2 separate regions of the Mus musculus genome follow, and region 1 is linked to region 2. Evidence: chromatin loops called from intact Hi-C (ENCODE). Cell type or tissue: left cerebral cortex. All regions are shown on one strand.

What was found. Hi-C counts contacts between places; a loop is a spot of excess contacts. Peaks named below come from ENCODE experiments on the same cell type or tissue, not always from the same donor. Only the 100,000 strongest peaks of a DNase experiment are listed, where the experiment ranks them.
Region 1: it touches region 2 in a loop (2.5-fold over the local background); 3 of 42 quality-filtered maps call a loop at or near these places.

Annotation. Positions count from the first base shown.
Region 1 is chr12:87,439,770-87,447,769 of GRCm38, reverse strand. It overlaps Alkbh1 (alkB homolog 1, histone H2A dioxygenase), which reads left to right and starts at 3,931. Exons shown (of 6, transcript NM_001102565.1): 1 at 3,931-4,128; 2 at 7,356-7,464. The coding sequence starts at 3,946. Nrp (neural regeneration protein) reads left to right here and starts at 3,753. Exons shown (of 1, transcript NM_001013372.2): 1 at 3,753-4,922. The coding sequence starts at 3,852. The coding sequence ends at 4,259. Slirp (SRA stem-loop interacting RNA binding protein) reads right to left here and starts at 3,874. Exons shown (of 4, transcript NM_026958.3): 1 at 3,744-3,874; 2 at 148-206. The coding sequence starts at 3,840. In left cerebral cortex, no CTCF peak of the experiment used is centred here; a DNase peak (open chromatin) is centred at 3,891; H3K4me3 peaks cover 2,543 bases; H3K27ac peaks cover 771 bases.
Region 2 is chr12:87,262,927-87,270,926 of GRCm38, reverse strand. Vipas39 (VPS33B interacting protein, apical-basolateral polarity regulator, spe-39 homolog) reads left to right here and starts at 4,641. Exons shown (of 20, transcript NM_001142580.1): 1 at 4,641-4,775; 2 at 6,930-7,022. The coding sequence starts at 6,930. It overlaps Ahsa1 (AHA1, activator of heat shock protein ATPase 1), which reads right to left and starts at 4,199. Exons shown (of 9, transcript NM_146036.2): 1 at 4,006-4,199; 2 at 2,582-2,772; 3 at 970-1,052; 4 at 473-590. The coding sequence starts at 4,085. In left cerebral cortex, CTCF peaks have their summits at 3,028 (motif pointing left) and 4,203; DNase peaks (open chromatin) are centred at 3,007, 3,758, 4,287 and 4,554; H3K4me3 peaks cover 2,922 bases; H3K27ac peaks cover 1,632 bases.

The DNA of each region.
Region 1 (8,000 bases), 180 kb before region 2:
ATTAAAAGATATTTTCTTTCTTCTGGCAGTCTCAGATGAGAATCAAACCCAGATGCTCGTATATACTAGGCAAGCGCTCCACCACAGGGAGCACAGTGCCACCCCGCCCACACACAGTAGGTTTATTATTACTGTTTTAATACTCACAAAAGGTACAGTGCACCTTCTTACATGGCCAAACTGTGCAAAATGTTCTCTCAGCTCACCTGTAAGAAGTGAGAGGGCATATTAAAATAAGTTCATTTATCTTGCATTTTGTATTCTAGATTGTAGATAAACTCAGAAAGGTTCCAGAATTCATGAATACTTTGCATTTCCTGAGTCTGAAGACTAAAACTAGCTACATGAGTGAATGATGCTGTAAAGCACCAGATGTGATGGCGGGATGGGAACATGGACAGATAAATTGGTGAAATTGTGACAGCCCAGTGTCCTGCCAGATACATTACAGATTTCCAAACAAGATGAGTCCTATTGCTGCTGCCTGCTTTATTCCTAGTGCTGGCCTTGTTACTTTTAAGTACAGCAAACTCAATTCTATGTCCTATCCTGTGGATTCCCTTCTTTGTGTATGTGGGTGCTCTTCCATATGCCAGTACGCTCATCTCCTCTGACCTAAATTGTATGGTTTTGTTTTTTCCAGGCTAGCCCAATACATTGACTATTATCTTATTAAGCTCATACTAGATAGAATACAGTACTCTTACTGTGAGATCTCAAAAGGTTTCCAGTACCTGACCTTAAAGATAAAACTACATTGTCCCTTTCTCTCTACAGTGGTTCTTCTTTGCAGGGTTTTTAATATTACTTATGTCCCTGTGGCGGGCTGAATGAGAATAGCCTTATAGGCTCATGTATTTGAATACTTGGTCTACAGATGGTGGAACTGTTTGGGAAAGATGAGGAGGTTTGGCCATTGCAGAAGGAGGCACGTCATTGAGGATTGGCACTGAGGTTTCAAAAGCCCACATAATTCCCAGTTGTTCTCTCTGCCTCTTGATGGTTGTCTCAGGATATGAGCTCTCAACTAACTATTCCAGTGTCATGCCTGCCTGCCTACCCGCCGTCATGCTCCCCACCATGGTCATGGCCTCATGCTCTGAATCTGAAGTCCCCAAGAAACTCCTCCTTTAAATTGCAGCAACAGAAAGAAAGACAGTTCCAAGTTAATCTAAGCATCACCGGCCCAACTGTCTGTACTTCTTGTTTGAGAGTCTCCAACCCACCACTACACTACAGGCTAAACAAGGTACTCCATGCTAATTGTGTGTTGTACAGTAAAGCTTTTCAATCATGGCTGAATAAATGATTAAACATCAAATAATCCTTCAAGAATCAGAGGCTAAATTTCTGAAAGGCCCTAGTGATTGGCAAGATCTGGGCCTCAGAGAACATAGTAACTGGAGATTAGGCAAAAGAGCACCAAACATACATGTTAAAACCAGACAATAATCATTCTAGAAAACATTTCCAATCTTATAGTTTGGATCGTTCATATTCTTCATTGGCCCCATGCTAAAGGCCTGTGGTGCTACTGGAGGTAGGAACCTTTTAGGATATAGTTAGTGGAAGGATGTTATAGCAATGGGAGGGGCTTGTCTGCGAAGGAACACTGGGGCCTCTGAATCTTATTCACTCTTGAAGCCTTCCTCCACATTCTGTTCCCAATATGATATACTATGACAAGACAAACCCATATAAGCCTGGGTAAAACTGGGCTGAAAGATGGACTAAAACTATTTCTTCCTTTAAACTGTTTATATCAGATATTCTGTCAGGGCAACAGAAAGCCAGCACACTAAAGAAACCACTTCTAGAAGGTAAGCTGTTTTTACCAAAGCACTTCAGGAGAGTGTAGTGTAGATACTAAAAGCAATGCCTAGATACCATGTAAGTATTTGCTAAATGAAAGGATGAACTGGGAAAAAAAAAAAGTTTCAATATTAAGGAGTTTGAAAGGTTTCAAATCAACCCTGGTAGAATGGAAACTTGAACCTAGGAGATGCCTGTGAAAACCCTCAGGCTCTCTACAAAGTTTAACAGAATGTAAGGGAGAACACTGTGGTGGATTTGACATTCACCATAAGGGACACAGATCCTATTCCAATCATGTAACTACACCTGAGCCACAAAAACTAAGAAATTACTATATTCTACACTTTTAATGGGACTGATCTATATGTTAATAATTACCCAAAAAATGCTCTTGGATTTTAAGTTTTGATGAGCAAATTTAAAAATCTGAACTTAGCCAGGCATAGTGTCTCACCTGTAATCTCAGCGGGCTATAGTATGAGATCATGCTTAAAATTAAGGTTGGAGAGATGATTCAGTGATTAAGAGTGCATACTGGCCTGGCAGTGGTGGCACACGCCTTTAATCCCAGCACTTGGGAGGCAGAGGCAGGCAGATTTCTGAGTTCGGGGCCAGCCTGATCTACAGAATGAGTTCCAGGACAGCCAGGACAGAGAAACCCTGTCTCGAAAAACCACCACCAACAACAACAACAAAAAGGAGTACATACTGCTCTTACAGAGGACCCAAGTTCAGTTCTAAGGATGCACATCAGGAGGGCTCAAACTGCCTGTAATGCCAGCTCCTGTGGATGCAATGCCCCCTTCTGTACTACATGGGGCACCTTCATTTATCTGTACTCACCCACACTGACAACATACATAAATACTTTAAATTGCACTGACAAAAGCAAAAGTGCTAAGTCATTGGAGAACTAACCAACTCTCTATCCCCAGACTAGCCTTTTCTGTGCATCAATTTTAACAACCATGTAAATAGAACCACTATCACTTGTTAGATACTTACATTCTAGCATAAATCTACCAAGTTCATCTATAAACTTATTTATTCCTCTCCCCAATTCTATGGGGGAGGTATTACAGATTACACTTTTTAGACAATTAAAAAGTCCTATGAGACCCTTTGCCATATTGACTTCATTATTCGGATTATACAACTATTAAAGTTTCAATCACGAGCTACCTCTGTCCAAATGCTGTCGAGTGACCCCACAAGCAGCTCAAATTCACATCCTGCAACTTTTAATCTTCTCTAGGTTTCTTCTTCCTCAATTCTAAAACCGCTGGTCATCTATGCTAGGAATCTGGAGTGTACACCTTTCTCCGCAAACCAGCAAATATGCTGTCGGTTTTACTTTAAAAACTAAGTGATTCCGACTCGTCCCCTTTATCAATTCCTTGGTCCAAATTTCATCTTTGAACCAAATGAATCTCTTCTCTCATCTCCACCCCTTCGTTCTTGCCACTTGAAAGTCAAGCTCCCCTGAGGTCAAAATAGCTCCTTCTGACTCGTGAGTGTCCAAGTAAGCAAATAATTAATCTTTCCACCAAATCATTCCGAATGACTGACTACTGTCGATCGGGCGAGTGGAGAGGATCGTGCCTAAAGAGTTAACCCGAAGCAAAATTTTATGCGCAAGAATTTACTCAAGAGCAAACCACTTGTGTTCTTTTCAAAAGAGTATCAGCATGCGTCCCTGAGCAAGGCGTAAGGGTGACGGGCAAATTTAGGAAAGCGCTCCTTAAAAAATAATTAATAAATAAATAAATAAATAAATGAAATTAAAAATTAAAAAAAAGCAAACCGCCTGACCATGTAGACTAAGGTTCTTTACAGAGAAGTTATGTTTTGCGAGTTTGTACATAGGTTTTACGCGTTACTTAAAATAAAACATAAAGACTGCGCCCTTCCTCATCTCCATCACTCACTCGCTGCCGCGGTCCAAGGAATTTTTCTGACAAACGCAATAGGCCGACCAGTACTGGAACGCAGTGCGCTTAGCCCCTTTATGGCGGAGGCTGCCATGTTAAAACGGAATGAATCGAAACCCTGGAGTCGTGACCCCGGAAGAACCTGCCAGAGCCGGAATTTCGAGTTCTGCTTCCGGGCCAAACTGTTGGCAGCCTCGAGATGGGGAAGATGGCGGCTGCTGTGGCTTCATTAGCCACGCTGGCTGCAGAGCCCAGAGAGGATGCTTTCCGGAAGCTTTTCCGCTTCTACCGGCAGAGCCGGCCGGGGACAGCGGACCTGGGAGCCGTCATCGACTTCTCAGAGGCGCACTTGGCTCGGAGCCCGAAGCCCGGCGTGCCCCAGGTAGGAAAGGAGGAGTAGTGTGTGCCAGCCTAGCGGCCGACTGGGCCACCCGAGACTGGGCCGCCTCCGGGCCGGCTTTGGAGGGAAGCCCCTGCTGGGCCTGTCCAGTGAGCTGTAATGTCGAGCGATGAGCGACCAGCTGCCTCGCTGTCCCAACGCTCTGGCCACGGCTTGTGCCTTGCCGCCATTTCCCCCAACCCACGCGGGCCACGGCTTGTGCCCTGCCGCCATTTCCCCCAACCCACGCGACCTTGCTAAAAAAAAAAAAAGAAAGAAAAGAAAAGAAAGAAAGAAAGAAAAAAATCTGGAAATTGCTTGTACCTCCTTAACTATCTGTTTAATACTAATACGATATTTTGTGTAAAGCTCAGAAGAACATCTTCGTGGACGTTAGGGTGGCCTCATAACTTCAGATAAAAGCAGCCATTTAATAAGTCTCAAACCGTTAATCCGTTGGGCCTGAGACTCGATCGACCCTGTCTTCTCTGAGGCTTTGAAAGTAAAGGTAAAATTAGCAGGTTTTTTTCCTGAGAATCTAGGAGCCTGGAGAGATAGCTCAGTAATTAAGAGCATTTACCTACTGGTGTTCCCAAGAACACCAAGTAGATTTGGTTCCTTGCAGCCACGTGGCAGCTCACAGCCTTCTTGTAACTCTTCCGGAGGATCAGACACCCTCTCTTGAGCTCCACAGGAGAGCACTCGTAGACATGTAAATAAACTTCTAAGCTAAATCTAAACAATTTATGTACCCTCCCTATTTCTTCGTGATGAGAAGAAAGGGGCCAGAGGGTATGTTTATGTATGGTTTTTCAAGACAGGGTTTCTGTGTATCCTTGCCTTTTCTGAAGCTCACTCTGTAGACCAAGATGGCCTCAGACTCACAGAGATCCTCCTTGCCTCTGCCTCCTGAGGGCTGGGATAAAGGTGTGCACCACCACTGCCTGGCCATAGTCATATTTAAAAAAAAAAAAAAAAAAAAAAACTTAATCTTGTGGAGACAGAGTCTCGTTTGAGAGCCCAGGCTGGCAGCTAACTGAACCAGGATGTCTTTGTAGTCACTTAAGAGAGAAAATATGTAACCCCTTATTTGGCCTTGGTATTTATCGTGCAGGGATGTTCACATCGGAAGTTCTTAACTACCTCAGAGGTAGGTAAAATTGGAGTCCAAAACTCAACTTCTCAGAAAGTTTGTTAGCAGATAAGGTTTTAGAGTCATGTGAATTACGTGTGGAAAGCGTGTGCCTGAGATTAACATTGGACTCTGAAGAGCCCTTAGGTCATTCAGTCCTTTATTCCTGCCGTAATGCCTCCCAGAAGTGCTCTTTTTTTGTTGTTGTTACACAGTGCTCAAAAATATAGTACGGATTGATTAAATGTAAGCTTGGCTTGTCAATTTCACCAGCTCAGCAGGTTAATGCTAGCATTTTAGAGAAGCTATTGTCACAGAACGTCAGGTTAGAGCAGAGTAGGAAAAATGGCTAGAGAAAAGTCAGAAAGGGGAAAAATTTTCTCTCAAAAAGCTCAGTGCCTTGGCTTCTTTGACATAAAGAGTGAGTTTGTAAATCTTAAGGTCTGAGGATGTATCTGAGTATCAAGTGGCCTATTTAAGAACTCATGACCAAATATTTTGCCAGCAATGTGTAACTAGAAAACTTAAGCTGATCAGGACTCTCAGGAAGTTTCTGATAGTCATTTTTATTATAAAGATTGGTGGGCCTGGCATGCAGCTCTGTGATGGAGAGTATGCCTAACATGTTTAGGCACTGGATTTGATGATTTCCCAGTGACAAAGAGAGAGGCGTTTTTGTTGTTCTTATTGTTTGAGGCCTGTTTATATGCCAGTTATTTGTTATTTTGTCAGGAATTTTCCATCCTTGGAGAATGATTGAAACAGAAGCTCATTTCTCAAGCCAGACGTGGCGCACACCTTTAATTCCAGGACTTGAAGACAGAGGCAGGCAAACAGAACTCTGAGTTCCCAGACATCCAGGACTACATAGTAAGAGATTCATCTCCAAAACCCATTAGTAGCAACAACAACAACAACAAAAAGCTCCTTTATCTTTGGAAAAAGAGGCATTTTAAAGCAAGCCACTTCTATTATTCATGGAAAAGTGAAGTGGTTTCAGGGGTTTTTTGTTTGTTTGTTTTCCTTATGACGTTGAGTTTTAGGGGTTTTAGATTTGGTTTCAGTTTTCGTTTGTTTGGGTTATGGGTTGTTTTGGTTTTGGGTGTTTCTTTAGTTTGGCGGGTTCTTTTTTTTCTTTCTTTAGATAGAGTGTCTCTTTGTATCCCCAGCTGCTGTCCTGGAACTGGATTTGTAGACCCTGCTGGCCTCAAAATCACAGCCTCCCAGGTGCTGGGGTTAAAGGTGTGTGTGCCATGACACCCGGCTACCTGCTGGGCCTTAGCCAGTGTAATGACTCATCTATAAGATGTCCTTATATGCAAAGAAAACTTTATAAGCTCCTAATAATTTATTTTTTTAATAATAAAAACAAAGTTCTAGAATTAGAATTTGATCTAAAGGTAGCAATGTCAGCAAATGGGACCCCTGGTGTTTTATGGAAATAACTTTGTGGCTAGAGTACTCTTATTTTCTCAACCTACTCCTGCCTGATATTTTCTTATTGCTACCTACGACAAAGTGCTTCAGAAGCCGTGTTTTAGCACTAGCCAGACCAAATAGCATTGTGACCTGAGATATATTACACTTACAAATGCATTTTGTGAATCCTCTTAAATTAACAAAAGTGTGTTCTCATAGAAAAAGGTTATCTTAAAAGTCAAAATTAGGGCTGGAGAGATGGCTCAGCAGTAAGAGCACTCTCCACTCTTCTAAAGGACCTGGGTTCAGTTCCCAGGACCTACATGGCAGCTCCTACCCATGCAGAGCTCCAATGCCAGGGAATCAATCCAATACTTCTCACTTCCACAGGCACCAGGCATGTACATGGTACACGTACATGCAGGCAAATGACTCATACACATAAAATGGATGTGTCTTAAAAATAAAAGAAAGCCAAAACCAATCTAGCTTAATTGTCCTATAACCACTTAGCTTAATTTTTCAGAAAATAATATTTGTTAGACTACAGATGCGTAAACTGGCCATAGGTCAAGTAGGTGAGGGAAGCTAGTATTAAGAACCCACAGCAGAAATGTCTTAGGAGGTCTCGGATTCTCAGGGATAACTTGCCCACTGACTTAGCTTTCTCTCCTTCCAGGTGGTCAGGTTTCCTCTGAATGTGTCCTCTGTCACTGAGCGTGATGCCGAGAGGGTGGGACTTGAACCTGTGAGCAAGTGGAGGGCCTATGGACTCGAAGGCTATCCTGGTAAGGGCTCCTGAGAGAGAGAACGGGAAGTTAGGCAGTCATTCTGATTTCTTCCATAGGAAGAGCTGTGAATAGATATGTTCTTTAACATACCTAAAACACATTCATGCCCGACCCCGGAACCTATCCTAGTTTTGCCCGCTCTGGAGTAGTCTGTTTAATGTTACCAAAAACTAAGGAAACTCAGAAGTATTGTAACAAATTAAATGAAAAAAATTAAAGATACACTCTAACCTCTGCCATAACTGTGAACCTCAACTCTGCCAGAATTTTAAGGGAATAATAGACTGAATAATTTAGATTTTTTTTTTCTTTTTTTGTAAAAGGTACATCTGTGGTTTGTTATTTTGGTTTTGGGGTTTTGTTTTGTTTTTTAATGTGTGTGGATATACTGTAGCTGTCTTCAGACACACCAGAAGGTGACATCGGATGCCCATTACAAATGGTTGTGAGCCACCATATGGTTGCTGGGAATTGAACTCAGGACCTCTGGAAGAGCAGTCAGTGTTCTTAACGGCTGAGCCATCTCTCCAGCT
Region 2 (8,000 bases):
GTCCTTAAATAGTCTCTAGAGCAAAACTTGTTTGATCTGAGTCTCAAAAGCAATTTAAGATTTCTAGTAGCCATGTTAAGAGTTAATGTAGGTGAAGTTTTACTAGCATGTTTACCCTAAAGTTACTCTAACACAGCTATCATTTCAATGGCTGTTAATCTTTAAAAGATTATGAGGTGTTTTTACACTGGCTTCTTTGGGTGCTGCCTTCAAACCCACCTTGTATTCACACTCACAGCACATCTCACTTTGGTTGGCTATATTTCAAGAGGTTAACAGCCAACACTATCAGACAACCTTGCTCAAGATCTTTCTCCAACTCAGAGCCTTTAGAATAACTTCAAAATTAAACAAATACCCACCGCCTCCCGGATCATTATGCATCTGCTAGGGGAGGGCAGTCAGGCCCTCAGGCAGGATCTGGCAGTGGAAAATGGACGCCCCCTTCAGGCATACAGATCTAAAAGAGTACCTGTCTTGAGGGTGCTGATGTAAATTCCCACTGCTTCTCTCAGAAGTTTCACCCCGTCTTCCTTCATTAAGGCCACGAGATTTGTGTCAGGCTCATCTTTGGCAAGGCTCACACTAATCTAGTGAGAGATCAAACACAGGTGATAATGATTTAGGGGCGCTATCATGAGTGTGGGGGCAGAGCAATCAAGAGACTGCGGCGAGCTGCAAAGGAAAAGTGTACAGCTAACTGGCTAGCCGCACAATCCCACCAATGTTCCTTCTCTACTCCCCTGCCTCGGCAGAGATGGCTGACGTTAGAACCCATTTCCTTAGCTAAAGCAGAGCTGCTCAATACATACAAGTTGCTCGGGACGTTTCCAGTGGCACCACAAAGCTAGGAATGTACCCGTAGACTGCTTTTTTGCATCCTCAGCCTGAGCCTGTACTATGTGGGGACTGAATCACGTGTCTCATCTGGGACAACAGGCAGCAAGCGAGGACTCGGCAAACACAAACCTCCACTTCATCCACGCTATTTTCATCAGACAAATTGGGGATTTCCACATGTCCTTTGTACTGCACTCCTGACTTAGAGGTACCTGTCAAAAGCAATGCAATTTCATTAGCCACCTCCTTTGCAGGAAAGGTCCTGCCAGAGCAGTGTCCTACTTAGGCTTCTTGTGACCCTCCACTCTGGGAATGCCACGTGCCAGAAGCAATCACTGGCACCCCTAATGTCTTTCCTCACCCCACAGTGGAGTGAGAGCTGTTATGACTTATTATAGCATGGCACTGGCAGTAGCTCAGGTCCCCCGAGCCTGTCTGGGTAGCCACTAGCATTGGTTGTTAGAACACCTGCCATGGAGAATTTGATTGTGGCCACTCTGCATTTGCTTCTGTGTGAGTTTATAATTTAGAAGTAAGATGTGAACATAGAAAACTATGTGACATCTGTCACTGTCCTATCTCTGCCATCTGTCAGGTAAGGTGCCATCGGTATGTGCTGATCCCTCTGCCTTAGATGGACCCGTTCTGTGATCTCACAAGGGCCCTCAAGCTACAACCCCTGACGGCCAAAACACAACACTTCAAGCTTCTTTCAGGAAAAAACCACCCACCATCCTGATTACAGTATGAATGTATTTCATACTCAGCACATGTATAAAACTCTGGTATTAAGTTTTAGTTTCTAGATTTCATTTTAATTACGTGTGCATGTGTGTGGAGGTTGGGGGGACACACATATGCAAGTGCCCTCAGAGGTCAGAGCCTTCTCATGTTGGAGTTATAAATGGGTGCTGGGAACTGAACTCCAATCTCTGGTCCCCGATTTCTTTAAAGACATTTTTGGATGGAGGACTTCTCTCCCTCTCCCCCTAGAGTTCACCGCCATTTTCCTATCTTCAGTTTCCCAAGTGGTGGGACTATAGGTATGTGTTAACAACATCTAATGGGTACCTGATCAATTCTATCCTATCAACCCTGTGGGTTGTTTTTTTTTTTTTTCTTTCTAAATTGAGTAACTGTTGTTGCATAGTGGACTAAGTTTTAGGGTACATGTTAACTATGACAAAACTCACTCTGTGTCTGTACGCCTCAGTTTTTCAGTGTATTATATAAAAAGGAGACTAGACAAGATATATATAGTTCCTTCTAGGTAACAATACTTCAGATATACATTGAAAAAGCAAAAATTATAGACAGATCTATCTACTTTCATCTTTACTACTCACTTGGGAAATATTCCATTCAGCCCAATTCTCCCCCCTAGGGGTATTACAGAAGGGACATTAAATTATAAGATGGTAAAACAGCCCCAAATCAGATGTATAATTAGCTATGATAGTACAGTGATATAAGATTTGCACTGGAAGTAGAAAGTGATTGAAGCTAAAAGAAACATCCCCCCCTTTTAAAAATCATTCATTCATGAGACAAATGATGGAACTGACGAGATCAAGCAGATAAATTCATTTGGCGTCCCACTGAGTGCCCAATGCCGCTTGCCTTCAAAGCAACACCGTCTTCTCTCTTCAAGAGTTTGTCAGTGCTCAGAACCTCTCCAGCAAGGATCAGAGCTATGGCAACGGGGCTATAACCTCTTCCCTGGCAGCCTGGCAGGCCTTACCTGTCCAGTTCAGTTTGATGGTCCACTCATAGAAGAAGATAAGTTTGCCTTTCCTGTTGTTGATGGATGCCTCCCCATCAAGCTTGTTCACTTCGGTCACCTCGCACTTGCCCTCTTCATTTTCTACTCGAACGGCCAGGAACAGGGTTTTCAGTTTCTCTGTGGACCAATTTGAAGCATCTCTCTCTGTCCTGCAAGACAGAAGCAGCGCTAAGGGCTGGCAGTCAAGAGGAGAACGCACTGTTTCATTCAGCAGGTGACTGCAAGGTTAAAGGAGGCAGAAAACAACCCAACCCTCTCAATTCTACCCTAGAATGTCCACAAACATGCTACTTTTAGGAATCCAAAGGGGTGGCGAGTTGTCAACAAAGAGAGGTGCTGTGCAAACCAAGTTAATACTTTCCAGTCTTAGCACAATGAGCCTTGACCGTTAAAATGGCGCCCCCATTTGGCCAAGAAGAAAGATGTGACCATACTGCTTAAGTCAGGAGAGCAAAGACAAGCAAGCATTTTTGCTAAGAACTTCAGTTTAAAAAAACAAAACAAACCAACAATAATGCTAGCCTCATTAACAGTGTTGTGTCCCGTTCAGTGTTCAAACTTTGCCCTACACATCCTACATCCTCTAGACAGTGTCACAAAGTCCACAAGAAAAATTACATCAAGTAGAATGTTAAAAAGAGACAGGTTGAAGGGGGAAAAAAAAGACGGTAAAAATCAATTCTTTGCCCTTCTAGTACAGCTATTTAAAAATCAAAAAGCTATAACTGAGGAAAAAAAATATAATGTCTGTAAAGTTCAGTGGCACTCCAAATAACTTTGTTTCCAGAAGATTTCTGAGAGATGAGGCAGCTTCCAAGACCGGTTAGGCTGTAAAATCATGACTGCCGGGCAACCTGGAGTTGTTACAACAGAACTTAACAGTTCCGGGTAGGAGACTGCATTGCGTTCAGCATCCCGAAGCTCCAAGTGCCCTGCAGATCACGTTCCAAAGCTTCTCACGCTGGACTGAGGCAGTAGTCCCCTATGACTTTTGCTTTCACTGTAACCCGCAAACCAACAACTACCGCGCCTGGAGCTCTCGAATTCCCCAGCAGACTCCCAACACAATCGGCAGGGGTCTGGATCTCAAGGACGCCTGCGGCCACGTGTAGGAAGTATCACCCGGCTCAGGCTGGATGCAGCAACTAGGGCACTCTGTTCTCGCTCTGAAATTCCTCCTTGGGGACTCAGCAGTCCATGTCGAACCCATCGCCCCTAAGACTGTGATGGTGGCGAGGGATGGAGGGGACCCCTGCTACAGAAAGGACTCACGCCCAACCCCAGGCCAGGGTTACTTGGGTCCCGTACTCGCCAAGGTCCCAGACACCTCCAACCCCTAGCCTGTTAACAGTGCTCCTGCGGCCTGTCTTGCTGGCCCATACCAGTGCCAGTTGTTGACGTTGGTGGCGTCCGCCCGCTCCTCCACGATCCAGCGTGGGTCTCCCTCACCCCACTTGGCCATCAGCTCACTTATCGCACCGCTACCAGCTCCCAAGCAGCCGCAGCCACAGCCTGAGGACCGCTCGGTCCCAGCCGCCTGGCAGCGCCTGGAAACTACTAGAAGCAGCACAGCACCTCCTGGCTTGCTTTTCCCTCCACCCCAACCCCCTCCCAGCCTTAACTTCCGGCTCCTCCTCGCTCTTACCGGGTACTTCCGTTCCAGCTCGCCGAGCCGTAGGTTCCGTAACTTCTGGCGTTCCTTCCAGCTCTCTCAGTTTATCTTAAAAGCTCTTAAGTCTAGGCCCTCAAGATCCTAATCCCCACCGGCTAGGACACAAAATATTCCTCTCATTGTCTCCTTGGGCCCTAAACCGACCTTGCTGAGCCTGATGGGAGTTGTAGTCTTTAAACCAACCCTTCCGATAACTGCGGAAGGTCATGCTGAAAGTAAAGGAAATGACCTAGCACTATGCGCTAGTATTTCTGGGAATGCTAGTCCAGAAGCCTCGCGGCCCGCAGGGAGGACGAAAGAATGATAGAGGTTATGGAACTACAACTTCCAGGATGCTTTGCGGGTATTCCTTTCACCTTCTTCAGACTCTTCTCCGCTGTCCCCTTCTGCTCTTCTCTATGCCTCACAGCCTGTTTAGAAAGGCTGGTCCAGCGGCTGAGCCTGGCGCTGTCCTGAGAAGGAGCGCTCGGTGTGGAAGAGGTGAGGGTGTCCCAAGCCCCTGTCTAGGCCTCGTGTCTAGGTGAACCCACCCTCTCCGCACCCTTTTCTTTCCCTGTCTTTTCTGAGGCATCCTTACACTCTCACTCCGACCTTCTTCTGTCGGGACCACTCTTGGGAGCTCCGAGATGGGGCTTTCCAGCAAGCCTCAAAGCAGCTTACTCAACATTTGGTTCTGAATATGTCTTCTCAGGCACCCTCTAGGCTCTGGTGTTTGTGGTAGATGCGTGGTTTCCTGGACCTTGCTCCTGTAATCCAATCTCTCAGGTCTTTGTTCTCAAACATCGCCTTAAAAACCTAGCTTAACTTCCAGTAGCTGGTTTCTACAGTACCCTGAGGCAAGGAACCTCTTGGTTGTAGGGTTTTGGTTTTTGGTTTTGTTTTGTTTTGTGTTTTAAACGGGTCCTGTTTTCCCTATGTCGTGTTCCCGTCCTCTCGCATCTGTCCCCCTATCCATGTCAGACTGTCAGTGTACAGGTGACGATAAGATCAAATCTCGGAAGCATTTTAAATCACGTTGAAGCCCGCTTTCCTTTGAGCATTCTTAGAGTTATAAATTGTTACCATTTTACTTACCACGTAAATCACGGTCTCTTTTGTCACTCGAAATACAATGTATCCACTACTGTAAAAAGAGTCTTAAGAATTCTTGGTGAAGTACTAAGTTTGTTAGACATATTCTCTACCTATTTCTAGTTACCATTGTAAAGATCTGTCTAGTTTTCCCAAAAGTGAAAAAAGAAAAGAAAGAGTCTAGGATCCAAAAACCCTGGATTGTAGTTTGGAGTAGAAGTGATTTAGTAAAGTTGTGATGTTTACTGCTTCTGAGCTTTGTTCCCCTGGTCGGTGGGAATCTCCCAGGCTTACCTTTCAGGATCGTTGTGAATGACAAATGAATGACAGTTATTTATGAATTTGCACACATGTTAGAGACATGTTTATGTTCTGTACACATCTTCATGATTTGTGGCCTGGTTTAGAATTTCTTTTAATATTTAAGATTGCTTTTTACAAAAATTTTGGAGGCTGGGAATATAGTTCAGTGGTAGAGTGCTTGTCTAAAACGTGGGAGGCCCGAAGCTCAGTTCCCAGAACTGCAGAAAACAAAATTCTCTTGTTTTATCTAAGGTAGCATTAAGATTAGGTAAACACTTTGCATATATTATCTAGTGGCAGACTAACTGCTATATCAAATACTAACGGGATGTAACCTTACATGTTTATTTTCTGCCAAGCACTTTGTTAGGCTTTCTAACACTATTTATCCTTCACTATTAGCCAGTAAGGCAAGATTGCATTTCTCCAAGGCTTAGAAATGAGCCATTTACCTTTTGACTTCAAGGCCCAGTAAGTGGCCAGGTGCTGTGGAAATCTTGGTACTTATTGGGTTAAACTACAATTTTTACTCTTCCACAGCTTAATTTGAAAAACGTGTTTTGTTTTGCAGAACAATACCTAACTTTGGAGCAGTCATGAGAATAATGTGGGATCTTTTAGCTAATATATATTTTCTTGGTCATGATCTCAGAAGTTGGCCCCATAATTAGCCAAATGATTCATAAAATGATCATGAGTTGATGATACAGGCAAGATAATTCTGCTTTTAATTGCTTTCCTTTCTTTTATGTCAGGCATTTAAAGAACATACTGGAAGAGAGGGACATTTGTTGGCTGTAGTCAGCTGTAGTGTTCCCAGAGCTTAGAAGCACAACTCAGAGGTGGCACTCCCTAAATATATGATAATACATGAATTTGCTTATTCTGTTTGGGGTGAGTGTTGGCTGATTTTTGTGTGTTCAGCAAAATTATGATGAATCCTTACAACATTTGCCTCTCGAATAGTATCCCCTTTGTTTTGGTACCCTAGTTCTAATGAGATCCTTCAGAAGGGAGACTATAACTTGCACTTTTCATAGTTACTATAACATCTGAGTACTTGAATACAGTAGAGGTTCTAGGAATGAATGTTTGTGGCTAATTGGAATATCTAACATGATCTGATAAGCTGGAAACCCAAGGATCTGACTTAGCATGGCAGGTACTTTACAGATTCCTTTCTACGTCCCTTATTTCTGGGAACTGTTTGTAGTGGAACACTTTTTTTGAGAGACTGCACCTGTCTTCCTTTCCCTCCAGATGAACCGGACAAAAGGTGATGAGGAGGAATATTGGAACAGCTCCAAGTTCAAGGCTTTCACTTTTGATGATGAAGATGATGAGCTCTCACAGGTAGGTTTCCACAAGTGTTAAGTAAGGGTCATACCATACTCTTGGATGCGTCTCGAAAAGTTTCTTCTCATCTCCAGTAGGCTCGTAATGTTAGGTCAGATCTTCAGAAGAGCCTGTGTATCAGTCAGATTTTTATCATTATCTGAAATACCCAAGGTAATCAACTGGTCCAGAGAAAAGCCTTACTTTGGCTCTGTTTTGTTTGTTTGTTTGTTTGTTTGTTTGTTTGTTATTAGATATTTTCTTTATTTACATTTCAAATATCCCCTTTCCTAGTTTCCTCTCCTAAAGTCCCCATACCCTCCCCCGGCCCTGCTCCCCAACCCACCCACTCCCTCTTTTGGCTCTGTTTTGTTTGTTTGTTTTTTTGTTTTGTTTTTTGTTTTGTTTTTGTTTTTCGATACAGGGTTTCTCTGTATAGCCCTGGTTGTCCTGGAACTCACTTTGTAGACCAGGCTGTCCTGGAACTCAGAAATCTGCCTGCCTCTGCCTCCCAAGTGCTGGGATCAAAGGCGTGCACCACCACCGCCCGGCTTTGGCTCTGTTTTTAAGGTTCTAGATTGTGGTTGATTAGCCCTGTTGTTTTGGACCTGGGATAAATAGCACTTCTTGGTGCATTCACATGATAGAACAAAACAGTTTACCGTGTGTCCAGAAAGCAAAGAGGAGTAGGACATGGCAGGGTCCCACAGTCTCCTTTAAAAATACCCTTCCCATGGCCCAAGAAGCTCCTACTGGGCTCCACTTCTCAGGTTCTACTGCCTCCTCCTAGGGCTACCCTGAAGCCTGAATTTTAAACATACAGCCCTTTGGGGGACATTCCAAATCCAGACTATATAGTGGCCTGTGAAATGGCTCACCAATAAAGGTTCTTGCCATGATCCTGGTGATCTGGATTTAGTCTCCTGAACAGACTCCAGAAAGTTGTCTTGCTTACTTAGGTTTCTGTTGCTGAGACAAATATGATGACCAACAGGG